2 separate regions of the Homo sapiens genome follow, and region 1 is linked to region 2. Evidence: read pairs that join two places in POLR2A ChIA-PET (ENCODE). Cell type or tissue: HepG2. All regions are shown on one strand. Links, peaks and the distances in the headings refer to the core of each region. The heading gives the core; the rest is flanking DNA.

Region 1 (4,000 bases), core at 1-4,000, 250 kb before region 2:
TGGGATTACAGGCATGAGCCACCACGCCCCACCTAGTTCTTTATTTGGAAGAAGTGAAGTTCATTTGCAGGCAGCTGCTTTCAAAAGTTTGGGGATTGGAGGAAGGTCATCTTCTATTCAACTGAAGCAAATGCCACTTGTTTGTGGCATCTGCCAGGCATCCTTGAGATGTCTGAAGAGGTGACTTCCAAACCAGAGGATGCAGCCTTCCGAGAAATGCAAACCTGTTCACATTCTTGCTCAGATGGGAAGCAGAAAAGGCTGCGTGGGAATTGGGGATTTACTGTTATACTCTGGCATTGGAATAGCAGGTGCTACTGGAAACTTCTTTACCTGACACTAAGTGTCTTGGGAGATAACAAGTAAAATTAACACAGCATCCAGTTCTTCAGTGCTTTCTCCACTTAAAAAGAATCAGGCTGGGCACGGTGGCTCATACCTGTAATCCCAGCACTTTGGAAGGCCAAGGCGGGTGGGTCACTTGAGGTCAGGAGTTTGAGACAAGCCTGGCCAACATGGTGAAACCCCGTCTCTACTAAAAATACAAAAAAAATTAGCCGGGCGCGGTGGCGGGCGCCTGTAGTCCCAGCTACTCGGGAGGCTGAGGCAGGAGAATGGCGTGAACCCGGGAAGCGGAGCTTGCAGTGAGCCGAGATTGCGCCACTGCAGTCCGCAGTCCCGCCTGGGCGACAGAGCGAGACTCCGTCTCAAAAAAAAAAAAAAAAAAAAAAAAAATACAAAAATTAGCTGGGCATGGTGGTGCACACCTATAGTCCCAGCTACTTGGAAGGCTCAAGCAGGAGAATCGCTTAAACCTGGGAGGCGGAAGTTGCAGTGAGCTGAGATCGTGCCACTGCACTCCAGGCTGGGCAACAGAGTGAAACAAAAAAAGAAAAGAGACAGAATCAAATGCAAAGTAAATATTTAGTTACCAACAGGATGGCATTTTTAGCCTATAACTTTTTTTCAGCCTTTTAATATATTTCTGCTGGAGGTTTCCAGCTTTGATTACATAGCCTGTTCACCTAGGAGTAAAGGACATTGGGAGGGAGAGATGCTCAGTGGTTCTCATTTGCAAAGTAGACGAGGATGATGAAAGGCCATCAGCTCAAGGCCTTCCAGGTTAGGAATTAAAAACATGAATGTTGTAAAAACCACAACTCATATTTATTTGAAATCTCACAAAGTGTGAGATTTATTTGAAATCTCACAAAGTGTGAGATTTATTTGAAATCTCACAAAGTGTGAGATTTATTTGAAATCTCACAATGTGTGAGATTTATTTGAAATCTCACAAAGTGTGAGATTTATTTGAAATCTCACAAAGTGTGAGATTTATTTGAAATCTCACAAAGTGTGAGATTTATTTGAAATCTCACAAAGTGTGAGATTTATTTGAAATCTCACAATGTGTGAGATTTATTTGAAATCTCACAATGTGTGAGATTTATTTGAAATCTCACAAAGTGTGTTCATCTGCATGTTTCTCACGTGAAATCTCACAAAGTGTGTTCATCTGCATGTTTACACTCAATCCTATGAACGACTCCATGAAGTAGTGTATGAAGGAGAGTTCCTCATGCATGTGGATTTGCACATGGGGATTCAGATACAAGAAGACAATTTAGTTTACATAGAGATGTGCTTTTTTAAAGAAATTTTTAAGAATACAAAATTATATGGAACAAAAAAGATAGGTCCTCTGCTGTCTAGAAATTAAAGTACGTCAAGAATTTTATCCCTATGTAGAATTACACAGCCATTGCCGGGGGCCACATCTGTAGGCCCATGGAAAAAAACATCTTTGCTCATTATTTCAGCCTGATTAGGGATACCATGAAGGGCTATTCCATTAGGTCAGGTTTGCACAGTAATAAAAATGAAGCCAGTAGAGGATCTCGTGGAGCTCCTGGTATGATGATAAGTCTCTGAGTAACTTGTAAATAGTGCAATTTTATGGAAATGTTGCAGCTAAGCTTTAAAGTAGTTGGCATTAGTTGTCAGACACAGCAACAGCTCTACAAAAGGCAATACGCTGAGTTCATTTTCAACCAGCCCAAACTTGCCTCAGAAGATCCGGGATGTGGACACCCTGGTATATTTTTTCTAGAAAAGCTTATTTCCTTCCTCCAGATAAAGGTGTATGGTCACTGAGGTGTTGTGCTGACAGAAGTGTTGATCTACTCTCTCCGTTAGACTGAAGGGCTCCAGGTGTGGCCACACTGGGCTTCTAAATGGCTAGCAAAGCCACAGACGCATCCCTCTTGGTGTCTGAGGTGTTCACATTCCTGGGTCTTTCAGATCTGTATTCCTCATGAAAATAAAACCTCTCTACGACACACTGTGTCCTTGTGGGTTTTTAGTTTTACTAGGGAGTTTTTGTTTCCTTTTGCTTCCCTCCTTCTTTCTGCTTCCCTTCTAGTTAAACCTCTTTAGGATGGCTCATTAGCAACTCGTTTTGAGTGGTTTGAGCTCTTTTGTTCACTGGGAAACAGATTTATGAAATGTTACTATTACCATGATTGTTATGTTTTTCCTTTTATGGCCTGTCCAGCTCAAGGCCCCATGCTTTCTGATACTGCTGATAAGGTTTTCTATTTCCAGATCAAATTAAAGCAAACCTTACTGGCCCTGTTACTGAAGCTGTGCATGGGGGTCGTTTGCTGTGAGGTGTTTCTATGGCTTTGAGCCAGGGTATGAACATCTCTAGTGTTCATGTTATTTCCTGAGACTAGCACTCACGGGAAGTAGAATTTATTACAACCTGCTGTTTGAGTTCATGAAAAGTAGGACAATATGAGACTCTGGGGCAGTGAAAGACTTACCAGGATTCCTTCTGGAACTGACTCGTCAGCTCATTCATGTCTTACCCAGTCTTTAAACAGTATTTCATGATAATGGTCTGCTTTTAATTGCTGGGCTTTACCTTACCCTTTTTGTGATTGCAGGTCCTACAGGTATGGATCTCTGGCAGCTGCTGTTGACCTTGGCACTGGCAGGATCAAGTGATGCTTTTTCTGGAAGTGAGGGTGAGTTCTGCTTTTCCATTTCCACCCTCAGTGTTTTGAAACAACACTGAACTGTATTCGCTACATCCAAGTTTTTTGGATGATTTTATTAAAAGATGCAAGTTTTACATAGCAGCAAAAAGGAAACTTGACTTAGCTTTAAAATCAGAAACTAGTAGGACTTTTCTGTGGATGTTTAGGAGGAATGCAGTAGTCAGTCAACTTTGGCATCTGATGTTTTCATATCAAAAATTAATACTACAAATCATGCTGAGGACATTTATGTTGAAGACAAGCCAGGTCTCTTGTTCTCAGGCTTTGGGAGAGATATTGAAATTACACTGAAGGGTTATTAGCTTACTGTTCACTCAGCTCATCTGTGACTAAGGATATCTAATCTATTTCCAGAGCTCAGAATTCAGGCTTGTTAATCATATTCTCAGAGAAAAGAAATTGCAGGTTTCAAATGAATTTCACTTCTCACTCTCTGGGTGATTACCATTTGGCTAAGTTGAGGAAAGAGACACCTGAAATAGTTGAATGATATACCCAGAAATTATGAGCTTCCTTCCCCATCTCTATAATTCTCCCTCCCTTTTTTATATCCCTCTCCTTGTAGAGAAGTCTCAATATGTTTAAACTATGTTTCATAGCAGACCTAACTAAAACAAGGAAGAGTAATAGAAGGGAAAGGGAAGAGGAACTTTTCTGTCAGAAAGAAAACTGTGCTCTCTAACGGGTGGGAGACTTTTTTTTTTTTAATGAGTACTTGATGTTTTTCCTTGCCTGGGCTTCTACAGAAGAAAGAAAGAATATATTTCTCCCATGCTATGACACTGAATTTAGTTGTTGCTTTAAGAGTGTCAGACTCCCCTTCTCACCATTCAGCTCATGTTGGAAAACACAGTTTAACAGCAGACTTAGCGCCTTAAGATGTCCTCCCTGACCTTCTAGCCAAAAATAAATCCGTAGTAGTGAGCTGCTGAGGGTGA
Region 2 (7,774 bases), core at 3,775-7,774:
CACCAGGAAGTAACTTGAGATAATAATTACGGATATGAGATAAATATACTCAGGATTAAGAACCCATAGAATTTGATTACTGACTGAGGTGGGAAGTGTGGTGGAAGGAGTAAGTAATACATTCCTGTCACACAGTTTTGTGAAGGGGTGGATGGCAGCAAGGCTGCCATACCTGATGGTTTTTGTGATGTCCTGCAAAATAGTGGATGATGACTGGGAGTGCAGGGTCTGAAAATTATAGGATTATATGCCCTAGTGGTTGGCTGCATCTGCCTCCAATAGGTTGTATATAAAAATCACACAAAAGTGAAAGTATAAGCATGTTTTAGGAGAAGATAATCAATACAGATTTGAATAATTAAATTTAAGATGTTTGTGAATATGTCTAGGAAGTAGACTCGTCTGGAGTTCAGTCATTGTGTTTCAGCTTTGTATATATGGGATCATCCTAATATGTGTTTTAATTGTAATCAAGGGATAGATGAGATTGCTCAGGTAAAATGTGCAGAGTGTGAATAGGCAGAAAGCTGTATAGCCCTGAATAACACAAACACATACAGAATAAACCAAGGAAGAATGTGGGAGGAAGAAAAATCAGGAGGTGGAAGAGGAGGAAGTGTGGAGGAGGAGAAAGAAGAGGAAGGATATGAGGAAAACCAGCAGGGTATAGTGTCATAGAAATTTTTTAAAATGAGAGTATTTCAAAAATAAGGAGTGATTTTTACTTCTAAATGTTAAAGAGAGATTATATGAGATGAAGACTGAAATATGGCATTGTATTTAACAGTAAAGAAGATTGTTATGTGTGATGGGAAGTAAATAAATAGATACGAAACAGTTATTTTTAAATTTGGGATGTGTTTGTGTGTATGTACAAACCTATCATATATGAGGAAGTCATCTTTGCTTCCATTTAAAAGAGTCCAGACATCTGTTTGGTTTTCTTCTTGTTGATAAACAGGAATATGCTCTGAAACCTTATTCTTAAGATGTGTGTATTTTAATCGAGAAGAGATTCCTTGATGATTAACAACAATATAAGAAATATTAGAATATCCTTCTTTCTTCAGTTTTACTCGCAGGTCTTCTAATCTAAAATATTTGGGAAGAAATACATAAAATGAATAATCTCATTTGATTTGATTAGTGGTTTTTCTCCCTCTTCCTTAATTTTCTATGTGAAACTCTCCTTCTTATTTTTAACTAACCCATACTGCACCTATTCTTTATATTGCTGTAAAAGATTTTAAAACTTTCATTTTTAGAATTACTTAAAACTTGTGCTTAATTAAAACCTTATGCTTAAACAAACATTGGTTTAGTTCTCAAATTAGCACGATGAAGTGTATATATTTTGAATGTATCTTATAGGTAGAATGGATTCAACCAACCACAGATAAAAAATGGTTGGAAAAAAAAAGATGGCTGCATCTATAGTAGTGAACATGTAGACTTTTTTTCTTGTCATTCATTATTCACTAAATACAGTATAAAAATTCCTTACATAGCATTTACATTGTGTTAGGTATTATAAGTAATCTAGAGATGATTAAAGCATATGAAAGTATATGCATAGGTTATACATGCCATTTTATATAAAGGATTTGAGCTCCATGGATTTTGGTGTATGAGGGGGATCCTGGAACCAATCCTGCACAGATACCACTGGATGACTGTAAGGAGAATTCCACCCAGTGAATATCTGGTGAATAACTCAACAAATATTTTTTATATTTATTTGTTAAATAACCCAAGACTTTGATAGCAAGCCTAGTGTTCTTTCTACTCTGACAAAACAGTCTTCTCTGCCTCTTGTATTGAAGTAACTGTTCTATTTGCAGAAGTACATTTTAGAGCATTTTCATTACACAAGTAATACATATTTAGTAGGAAGTTATAAAATATAGGTGCACAAAAAGAAGAAAAAATTTCCATAACCCTAGGAAACCCACTGTAAACATTTTGGTGTGTATCATCCTAGTTTCTCTCTTCTAATATGTTCTATGCAAACACATAGTTTTTCTAAAAGTGTGACTTAATACATTATTTACACTTTTATTTTATGTCTATATGCGTGTGTGTATTTAATAGCCTTCCCCTTAAGGTATTTTAAGCCACAGAAAGACTGTCTTACTTAGATGCCTGCAGTATGCACAGGTATCAGCTGGCTTGAAGAAGAGCAACCACAGTCACTGAACCATTGGAGTTTAGCATTGGATCTTGATCTCTTATGCTCCAGGCTGGGGGTTGCTTACATAAGGAGCTTTGGTCCTGGCTCTCTGTTCCTCCCGATGGGAGGAGACAGAGAGCCAGGGCAAGCCCCAGGCTTCTCCACATTGCTGGGGTTGTCCTGTAAAAGAGAAAACCTGTCACTCTTCTTCATAGTTAACTTCACAGTCCTAACTATGAATTTCTATAAATCCTGCAGACATAATTCCACTTCCTAAAAATACCTAGCCCATGAATTCTGTCTCCAGAAAGTTATGTTCAGACTGTGGCTTATAAAAATAAGTCTGTGACTTATGTAACATTCTGCAAACACAACCTAACTTTTGTTTGAGACACACCAAGTTCTGACTGTTCTTTCTATCCTCCAAGAAGAAAGGGATAGGCCGGGTGTGGTGGCTCACGCCTGTAATCCCAGCACTTTGGGAGGCCGAGGCTGGCAGATCACGATGTCAGGAGATCGAGACCATCCTGGCTAACACGGTGAAACCCCTTCTCTACTAAAATTATACAAAAAAAAAAAAAAAATTAGCCAGGCTTGGTGGCAGACACCTGTAGTCCCAGCTACTCAGGAGGCTGAGGCAGGAGAATGGTGTGAACCCGGGCGGTGGAGCTTGCAGTGAGCTGAGATCGCGCCCCTGCACTCCAGCCTGGGCGACAGAACGAGACTCTGTCTCAAAAAAAAAAAAACAAAAGAAGAAGAAGAAAGGGATAAATAGAGCATTCTGCACAGAAATGAAAAGAGCCAGCAAAAAAAGAGAACCAAGGAAAAAAGATGATGGCAGAAAAGACAGTATACCAACATGAATGTGGCTCATGTCGGGCCCTTAGCTCTTCAAGTTCAAACATTCTATATTTATCTCTTGGGTATGGCTCCCTTTTGTTTCTCTTATTCCTTGAAGTCTGGCTGTATGTATCTAACCAAGTAGAAATATCACACATCTGCCCCCTCTACCATTTAAGACTCTTTGAAATCCACACTCAATTAGCCTATTTATTGGAAAGTTCCTATGACTAGAAAATTCCTATGACTAGACAGCACTTTCTTTGGTAAAAAGATGCTTCCTCTGAGCAACGAAATTAAAATGCTTTTAAATACCTGACTAGAAATATCCTCAAAACTAGGGCTAGCTCTCTAAACAGAAATGTTCAAAAACAGGTGAACTGTAGACAGGTGATAAAGAAAAAGGAACACATTCAGCAGAGAGGAGCAAAGAAAAATCCTCACAAGTAATTCAGGCTCATTTTGATGTAAGAATCTGTGGGGAGAGATCAGGACAAAATTTGAAAACTGGGAAATCAATATATTTTCAAGCACTGATTTGAAATTTTTAAAAGCAGATGCATTTCTTTGGAGGTGGGGAGCTAATGGTAAATTACTTAGAGTGAGCCCAGAATTAAGAGAAGAATAGAAAAGTTAAAATCAGATTGATCTGGGCTTTAATGCACTGGTAGATATAGATAGAATTTTTAACCCTGATTGTCTTTCACATTATTTAACACATCAAAACTCTTACCTATATATGATATCTTGATAAGAACTTAACTAGAGAGAGTGAGGTGAGAGAGGTAGAGAGAGAGGACAAATTAACTTACTTATTTAAGGCCACTCCAACTACTTATTTTAATATTTAAAATATTCTAATATTTTAAGAAGAAGAAGAAGATATATTTGGACTGTTTCTAGAAAATTCCTCTAGAATGGTATTTACAATGATAATACAATTATCCTTATTATAGCTAATGTTTATTTAACTTTTATACAAATATATTCAGGTGGCACTAAGCACTTTTATATATCATGTCAGTTAATCCTTAAAACAATTATGTGACCATTATCCCCTTTTGCAGTTGAGAAAAACCATGGCTAAGAGTTTAGGTAACTTGTCTATGATCACACAGAGAGAAAGTCAGTCACAAAAGAGACTGGATTAAAACTAGTTCTGTCAAATCCTAAGCTACATCTTAGCTACTGCAATATATTGAGAGTTTTTAGATAGATCACCTTGTAATAACTATAGCCGCCAACTATTTTTGTTTATGCACTAAGATGCCAAAGAAAACATAAAAATAATTCAAGCTGTTTTATTTCTTAATAGAAAGGCTAGGTTTTCTCTGTTTCCTAGACCACAAATTCAGTAGTTACAGAACCTTGGCAAAAAATCAGCACTTGGTTTTTTCACTTTGCCACAGAGCACATATTTATTTATCTATTTATTTATTTATTTATTTTTTGAGACGGAGTCTTGCTCTGTTACCCAGGCTGGAGTGCAATGGCGCAATCTCAGCTCACTGCAAACTTCGCCTCCCGGGTTCAAGCAATTCTCCTACCTCACCCTCCCAAGTAGCTGGGATTACAGGCTCTCGCCACCACGTCCTGCTAATTTTTTTATTTTTAGTAGAGACGGGGTTTCACCATGTTGGCCAGGCTGGTCTTACACTCCTCACCTCGTGATCCGCCTGCCTTGGCCTCCCAAAGTGCTGGGATTACAAGCGTGAGCCACCGCGTCCAGCCCAGAGCACATATTGCAAGTAGCTGAATGGTGAATACAAATGAAAAGACTGTTTCACTCATTTCCCTCATTTAGGTTTATGATGAAAAAATAACCCATTGGCAGAGAGTTGTAGCTTAAGAGTTCACACTTTCGGATTTCTTCTGTCATTATAATCAACAGGCTGCTCAATTTTGTTTTCTTAAAATTATTTCTTACACCGTAAACCTTTGATAATTATAGTTGTCAGACAGCTATATAAAAATAATGAAGATAAATAACAAAATTGGGTTTCCTGGAAGCTGATCCAATAAGAATTGAAAAGTAGTTGTAAATTTCACTATGTCACCACTTTTCAATTGCGAAACTTAAATTTCATGGCCACATTCAGACCTACATTTATTTAAAATTACTCATTAAAAAGCAGGATATGTACAAACTTTCTCTGTCCTCCACCTCTGAACTTTAGGCCAGCATCTGAAAGCCCCTAATTCACCTGAATGCTCTCATTCACCATTTAAAATACAAAAGTTTGCATTTAATCACAGACCACCTAATTGTTGACATGGGTTTTAGCTTCTTTAAGGGTGACCACTTCTGCACTGTGGACTGAACCTACTGTACCCCATTCCACCACTTTTTCTTCTGAAACTGCTCACAATATCCCTGGACATTTCTACAACACTAGAATGAGCATATTTCAGTGTCTGCTCTTCAAATCCAAATGGCTGGGTTTTTTCCCTGTTTGTTCTTACTCTGCCCTTCAGTGGAAAATATTTAAATTTGAACATATAATACTGCCTATGTAACATCACAACAGATTATAGAATAAAAGGTTTGGATTTCTCCAGCTTCCTCTGCTCTCAGCTGTGCAGAAGACAGGGCAGAAATCAAGAACTGACAAATGTGCGCACTGGGAACTTCACCTACCACACCTAAGTTCAGACTCTTCTTATTCTTTTTCTCTTTTATTATTTTTATTTCCTCTATCCACCAGTTTTCTGAATCTATTCTATGGAAAAAAACAATTTATCAGACTCAAAAAATATTTACCAAACTTTAAAAGAATAAAGTATCAGAAAACACGAAGTTCCTACTTACACAACCACTTCCAACGGGCCTGCTTCCTTTCTCTTTGCTTTACTCTGGCAGCTCCACAAAGCCACAGCAGCACACTCTGATATTTATAGTCCTGTTGTTTACCTCACCCCTCAGGTATAGTCCAAAGTTCAATGTTCATTCTTGCAGTGACCTTGCAAGCAGAGCAAACCCCTGAGCTGATTGTTATCAACTTAAAAGAAAGTAGCAAGTGCTGCCATGCATAATATGGGGAAAACATTTTGACAATTACTAATTTATTCCCTATCCTTTTCAGTCACCCTAGAATCTAGGATTTAATGGTACAGTCGGGGGCGGGAGGAAGGGCTAAGGGTAAACAAGGCCTCCAAGTTGCCTTCTTTCCCAAACTATAACAGGGAAAAACATTTGCTGAGCCAGCGAATTATGCTGCTGCTTTAAAAAAAAAAAAAAAAGAGAGAGAGAAGCTTTTTTTTCCTTTTGTTTTGCTTCTTGCAGTGATGAGGTGCTAGCTTAGCCCACACAGTGTGACCTTTGTTAGAAAAGTCACCTGCTGTTACAAGTTACTCTGGTCTCCTGTTGTTACAGACTTACACGTCGATTGTGTTCTATGTTTATAACTTGAATTCATATGGGATTTCACAGGACCACTGCTCTTTTCTTGTTAATTTAAGGAAATAGAAAAATAGACTTCCTATCTGAGGGAAATCAGACCTCATTTTTATTGTCACTGAAGTCGTACTTCCTGGAAGACCTATGCATCCCCAGAATTTTTTGAGGATCGAATATAAAATCTTTACAAATGTGAATACCATAAAAATAAAAATTAAAGGTAGTAGTTGGACATGGAAAGAGTGTGGAAATTTCAAGATGTACAAATGAAATAGCTAATTCCTACTATTTCAGAAGAGGGTATTTTCTTTCTGGTAACGCTTGTAAGTTGGCATGCTCACTGTAGGTGAGGTAAGGAGCAATGTCAAATGATGTCATTCCTAGATAGCAATGGTTTTCGAGTAGGCCTTGCTTTTTTCATCAATTAATTTTTTTCCAAATAATCCCCCACTGATTGCTGTATGCTGAATACTGTTGTACAAGGTGCAGGAACTACAAAGAGACTCAGATGTTATCCTTCCTTTCAAGAAACTTCCTATCAAATTAGGAGGTTACCATTTGAAATCCAAGTTCTCTTTACTTGCCCTGAGCAGTTGTTACTTGCCTTTTGGGGTCCCATATCTCTTTGAGAATCCAGTTAAAATGCACATATACATAATCATTTTTTTAAAGAGTGTCATTAAAAAAATCTTTGTACAAAGCAGATATTCCTCCCTGTAGTTCATTTCCTTGACCAATTTAAGTAGTCATATTGAGGAAAGAGAGAGACCCTCTCATATTGTTTTATACTCAGTACCTGTTTTAAGGAAAAAAAAAAACAAGGATGTGAAATCAAAGACAGGCAGCCCGGTGCCAGGCCCAAACCAGGCCTGGGCCTGCCTGGCCTAAACCCAGTAGTTAAAAATCAATTCATAACTTCGAAACCGATGTTATTCATAGATTCCAGACATTGTACAGAAGAACACTGTGAAACTCCCTGCCCTGTTCTGTTTCTCTCTGACCACCGGTGCACGCAGCCCTTGTCATGTACCCCTTGCTTGCTCCAATCAATCACAACCCTTACATGTGAAATCTTTAGTATTGTGAGCCTTTAAAAGGGACAGAAATTGTGCACTCGGGGAGCTCGGATTTTAAGGCAGTGGCTTGCCCACGCTCCCAGCTGAATAAAGCCCTTCTTTCTACAACTCAGTGTCTGAAAGGTTTTGTCTGCAGCTCGTCCTGCTACATTTCTTGGTTCCCTGACCAGGAAACGAGGTAACTGATAGACATAGACGGCAGAGCTAACCCGTTAGGCGGCTTAGGCCTGTCCTGTGGAGCGTCCCTGCAGGGGACTCCAGTCAGCCTGAGTGACGCGATCCAAAGAACGC

Evidence for each region. ChIA-PET counts read pairs that join two places held together with the same protein. Peaks named below come from ENCODE experiments on the same cell type or tissue, not always from the same donor. Only the 100,000 strongest peaks of a DNase experiment are listed, where the experiment ranks them.
Region 1: POLR2A ChIA-PET joins it to region 2 with 6 read pairs; 2 of 35 experiments call an interaction of 5 or more read pairs at or near these places.

What each region holds. Positions count from the first base shown.
Region 1 is chr5:42,562,916-42,566,915 of GRCh38, forward strand. It overlaps GHR (growth hormone receptor), which reads left to right. Exons shown (of 10, transcript NM_000163.5): 2 at 2,949-3,029. The coding sequence starts at 2,960. Among named protein-coding and RNA genes, the nearest start is that of GHR, 140 kb to the left of the region's middle. In HepG2, for the core only: no CTCF peak of the experiment used is centred there; no DNase peak of the experiment used is centred there.
Region 2 is chr5:42,806,017-42,813,790 of GRCh38, forward strand. It overlaps SELENOP (selenoprotein P), which reads right to left and starts at 5,876. Exons shown (of 5, transcript NM_005410.4): 1 at 5,820-5,876; 2 at 2,135-2,350; 3 at 880-1,092. The coding sequence starts at 2,337. RefSeq lists an enhancer at 6,035-6,600. In HepG2, for the core only: no CTCF peak of the experiment used is centred there; a DNase peak (open chromatin) is centred at 6,005; H3K4me3 peaks cover 4,000 bases; H3K27me3 peaks cover 487 bases.